Regions from separate parts of the Homo sapiens genome. Here region 1 is linked to region 2. A link is a loop called in an ENCODE intact Hi-C map of the cell type or tissue named here. Cell type or tissue: Panc1. All regions are shown on one strand.

The links. Hi-C counts contacts between places; a loop is a spot of excess contacts. Peaks named below come from ENCODE experiments on the same cell type or tissue, not always from the same donor. Only the 100,000 strongest peaks of a DNase experiment are listed, where the experiment ranks them.
Region 1: it touches region 2 in a loop (4-fold over the local background); 11 of 110 quality-filtered maps call a loop at or near these places.

What each region holds. Positions count from the first base shown.
Region 1 is chrX:153,538,364-153,540,863 of GRCh38, forward strand. The region is part of intron 3 of ATP2B3 (ATPase plasma membrane Ca2+ transporting 3); the gene reads left to right. Among named protein-coding and RNA genes, the nearest start is that of ATP2B3, 22 kb to the left of the region's middle. In Panc1, no CTCF peak of the experiment used is centred here; a DNase peak (open chromatin) is centred at 1,278.
Region 2 is chrX:153,648,661-153,651,160 of GRCh38, forward strand. DUSP9 (dual specificity phosphatase 9) reads left to right here. Exons shown (of 4, transcript NM_001318503.2): 3 at 572-1,027; 4 at 1,320-2,500. The coding sequence ends at 1,645. Among named protein-coding and RNA genes, the nearest start is that of DUSP9, 2.7 kb to the left of the region's middle. In Panc1, CTCF peaks have their summits at 1,187 and 1,389; no DNase peak of the experiment used is centred here.

The sequences.
Region 1 (2,500 bases), 110 kb before region 2:
CATTGCGGGAAGGGGACTTTATCTTCTGGCGGTACACTCATCAATCCACTGCCCTCCCTGTCTTGGGAGCACTCCAAGAGGATTCCAGAACCCATCCTGGAAACCGCGCTGCTGTTGTCAGGAAACCTGGGTCTCAGGCTGAACTCAGAGGTGGGTTCGCCCGGGAACCTGGCCCCGCCCAGTGCCCCTCTGGGCTCCACAGGCAGTTCTGGAAAGGAGGGGGCGGATTCGCTGGGAGCCGACACGAGATGCTCCTAATCCAATTCTGATGGCATCTGGCCTCTGCTCCGGGCAGGCCGCCCATCTGTGTCCATGCCAACCGGCCAGCCCCTGCCCCCATGCCCTGGACCTGGACTGCCCTCGGGCCTGCTGGGGAAGCATGTGCTCAGAGCCAGAGGGGCCGCAGCTGTGTTCCTCCTCCCCGTCAATGGGTGCTGCAGTGGGGCAGCCGTCGGGACCCCGAGCCCACAGGAAGGCTAAGGAGAAACGAGCAAGGCTACAGCTGCAAGGGCAGGTCAAGGCCAAGGGAGAGGCTGGCGAGGGCGAGGGAGCTCCTGGGGAATGGGCCAGGGGTCCCGGCTGCTCTCAGGGACAAACTGGGCATGTGAGGAGGGGCAGGCAGGAGAGAGACTCGCATGGAGGCTCCAGGCTAAGGGCAGTGGAGACCCCAGGTGTCTGGGGAGCCCTCCCCTGCTCCTCTCCCTCCGCAGAAGCCCCACGGTTAGCACGTGCTTCTTCTTAAGTCACTTGGGGGGTCTTGTACTCCCTAGTACTGTCCCCACCTGGCTTAGCTCCTGTAATTCCAGGAGACAGTCCCAGTCCAGAGCGAGGTGCACACCCCTCAGTTGGGTCCCTGGTCCCCAGCCCCCTCCCCACCACCCAGGAGCTGAGGTCGTGCGTTAACCCCAGGCTCCCGATTGGGGCAGGCTCGGGCCTCAGCAAGAGGCCTTTGGCTCCTGAAGAAACCTGAGCCAGGGGCAGAGAGGCACGGACAGCTGCGGCTCTTCTGGGTGGGGAGGACGCCATGTGGCCGTCGCCTAGCTGGGGTGAATGAGCCACGGTTGTGCGGGCGGCAGCTTCTGTTCCACTGCGGCCAGGGCTACCCCTGCCCCTCCTCAGAAGCCCCAAGGTTAGCATGCGCCTGTTCTCCAGTCATCTGGAGGGTCTTGTGTGCCTTCCCAGACCCACTGTGAGTGCCCCATGGGCTGGGGCTGGGCTCTCTGGTCATCCCGTCCCTGCAGCAGATGGCAGGCGTGAGCCCAGCTGCCCAGGGCTGGGAGCTGCAAGCTGCTGTCTGTCCACCAGGTGTCAGTGTGGGTCTGGTCACGGCCGCGACAGCACTGGGCGCCGGGTGAGCGCCCGGGAGGGCTCCTCGGGATCAGCCGGGGCTGAGAATCCTGGGGCCAAGGGTGGGGCCAGAGGAGGGTGTCATCCCACATGCCTGCCCCGGTAGAAGGTGGCTGAGTGGGTGTCCAGGCCCGGATGCCAGTCACGCACGTAAGCTTCCAGTACCTTCAGGCCAAGGAAGACTGAGAAGTAAGCGTCCTCAAGGATGACAAGTGACAGAATTGGATAGGGACAGGTGGCTCTGATTGTGAAGGCAAAGCCAATTTGGGGGCTTCTGAGTGGCTTTGGGTGTCATTCAAGTCGCCATGTAGACAAGCTGTGAGCCCTGGCTGAGGGATCAAAGTTGGTGCTGGAGTTGCATTAGAACCAAGGCTGCTGGGTCCTGAGGGCCCTGTGCTCACCGGGTCCTGTCGGGCAGCGTAGGTTCTGTCCTGACCTGGGCCACAGGCCAGAGCTCTGACTCATGGTTACAGGGCCCTCTCCACCTCCGGCCTCAGTGGCCTTGTCTGCACCCTGCAGAGAGCAGCTGATGAGCAGCCCAGGGTGGGCAGTGTCTCCCCGACCCCTGCGAGGCCATGCAGCCCAGAAAAGGCTTGAAGACTTCCCAGTCCCCTCCCTCAGCACCGTGACTCCGGTTTGGCTTCTCCCCGCCTGTTCCCCACCAGGAACCCACTCCCATTCCCGTGCCTCTCTCTCTCCTCGCGTGACACCGTTCTTCTTCTTTGGGTCTCTGGACCCAAGAACTTGCATCTCCCATTAGCTCTCATGCTCCCTCCCCACTGCTTCTTCCCCGAGAAACTTCTGGAAAGTAAGCCTCCGCTCCCTGTTGCCAGCAGCCACAGGCACCCTGGAGACTGCTGATTCCTCGGCACTGGCCGTGCTCATGCCCCAATCCCTCGGGCCCTGCCCACCCTCTTTGCAGGCTGTCCCTGCCCCCACAGGTTGGGCTGTGTGACACTGCCAGTCTTTGGGACCGGCTGGCCCCATCTTACAGAGCTGGGGAGGGGGGTGTTGGTGACAAGCCTGCTCAGGGAATTCATAGGCTGGGAGCTAGAGAGGTGTTTCCTGACAGGCACAGAGCCCTGGCCTAGTCTTTGGCATCTGGTGCCATCCCAGCCTCCCCTGATTGGTGGCCCTCCCCATGTCTCCACTA
Region 2 (2,500 bases):
AGACAGCACTGGTGCAATCACGGCTCACTGAAGCCTCCTGGGCTCAAGCGATCCTCCTGCCTTAGCCTCCCGAACAGCATATAAAGTGTCAGGTGTCCAGCCCGGGGAAATAGTATCTGTAAATAGAGATGCTGGCTTCTTGAGCCATATTCTCCCCCAAGTTCCCCCACATCTTGGGGTCCCACTTCATCCCTGAGAGTCAGGAGATGCCCAGGCAGAGAGCTGACATCTGAGTTCCTCCTTTTCTTTAGCTGATGGCCGCAGTCCTCCCTAAGGCTGGCAGTGCATCTCGGCTCTGTTGAGCCCTCACACCTGCCTCAGCTTGACCCTAGGGGTGTAAGATCCTTTCCGGTGGCTCAGCGTGAGCCCAGCTTCTTGCAGCCCGAGCTGACTGAGGGTGGCTAGGGCCCCACGTGGGTACCAGGACACACCAAGCTGCTGGGTTTTGTGTTCCCTTTGGGAACATTTGCAAACCCTCCAAGTTGTCCAGGGTCATCTCCCCAGCCCCAGACAGAGGCACTTGGCTGCCCAGAAGGCCAGGTCAGCAGGCCCCATGCCCTCTCCCCAACAGGAGGCTTCAGCAGATTCCAGGCCGAGTGCCCTCACCTGTGTGAGACCAGCCTTGCTGGCCGTGCCGGCTCCAGCATGGCGCCGGTGCCCGGTCCAGTGCCCGTGGTGGGGTTGGGCAGCCTGTGCCTGGGCTCCGACTGCTCTGATGCGGAATCCGAGGCTGACCGCGACTCCATGAGCTGTGGCCTGGATTCGGAGGGTGCCACACCCCCACCAGTGGGGCTGCGGGCATCCTTCCCTGTCCAGATCCTGCCCAACCTCTATCTGGGCAGTGCCCGGGATTCCGCCAATTTGGAGAGCCTGGCCAAACTGGGCATCCGCTACATCCTCAATGTCACCCCCAACCTCCCAAACTTCTTCGAGAAGAATGGTGACTTTCACTACAAGCAGATCCCCATCTCCGACCACTGGAGCCAGAACCTGTCGCGGTTCTTTCCGGAGGCCATTGAGTTCATTGGTGAGTCCACCCCACCCACCCTTCCCTCCTGTCCTCCCCAAGGCCTGCTCTGGCCTCCCCCTTGTGAGTACTCCTCCCAAGCCCCGCTGCCATTCCCAGAGCCAAAAGCCTAGGTGACAGTTCTAGGGGACAGGCAGAGCTAGGGCGGCCCCCAGAGGCCACTAGAGAAACCTGCAGGTCGTGGCCATCTGGCCCAGGGGGCAGGGCGGGGCCTTTGAGGGCCCTTCGGAAGGCCTCGGCCTCACACACGCCTGCCCTCCGGGTCTCCCGGGCCCTTTCCTGCCCCATCTAGATGAGGCCTTGTCCCAGAACTGCGGGGTGCTCGTCCACTGCTTGGCGGGGGTCAGCCGTTCTGTCACCGTCACTGTGGCCTACCTCATGCAGAAGCTCCACCTCTCTCTCAACGATGCCTATGACCTGGTCAAGAGGAAGAAGTCTAACATCTCCCCCAACTTCAACTTCATGGGGCAGTTGCTGGACTTTGAGCGCAGCTTGCGGCTGGAGGAGCGCCACTCGCAGGAGCAGGGCAGTGGGGGGCAGGCATCTGCGGCCTCCAACCCGCCCTCCTTCTTCACCACCCCCACCAGTGATGGCGCCTTCGAGCTGGCCCCCACCTAGGGCCCCGTGGCCGGCAGGCCGGCCCCTGCCCCACCCCCACCCACGGGTGTCCCTGCCCACTCGTGTGGCAAGGGAGGGGAGGGCAGGAGGGCTCGGCCTGAGCAGGGTGCTGGGGGGAGAGCGCAATACCTCACGCGGGCTGCCGTCCTAATCAACGTGCCTATGGCGGGACCACGCTCGGAGCCTGCCTCTTCTGCGACTGTTACTTTTTCTTTGCGGGATGGGGGTGGGGGTTCCCTCTCCAGGTGGTTGTCCAGGCCCAGGTCCCGGCCCTGGGTGCTCAGCCAGCTCGGCTAGGCCCTGCGCCTCCCTGCGCTTCCCCCTTCAGGAAGGGTGTGTGCCACCTCGTTGCACTGGATCCCAGTGGCTGCTTGGGGGAGAGGCGTTTGCCATCACTGGTGTTGTCACCTCCCTGTTTCTCCACCAAGGGCTTGGGCCTCTCGGGGCTGGGGCCTCCCAGGGGATGGGGACCCAGAGTGCAGTGGCCGCCCACATCCATGGCCTAGGAGCTACTGGGCAGGTTCCCGGCCACACATCTGGTGGGCTGTTTTGTTTTTTTTTTTTCCTCTTCCCCCAGATGTCTTGACGGGATCACTGGGGCTCTTTGTGAGTGAGGGTGGCCAAACTACCGCCGGAGGAGATGGGGTCTCAGAGCGAGAGCTGCGGAGGGGGAGGGGAAGAAGAAGGCCTCACTTTTGCTGCTGCGGGGCCCACACAGCCGCTGCTACTTTGGGGGGTGGGGAAGGGGCCAAGCTGCAGACACACACAGTCATTCATTTCTGTCCACACCCCTGTGGGTGGCGGGTGTGCGTGTGTGTGCTTGTGTGTGCGCACGTGTCGGCGCTCACACACACA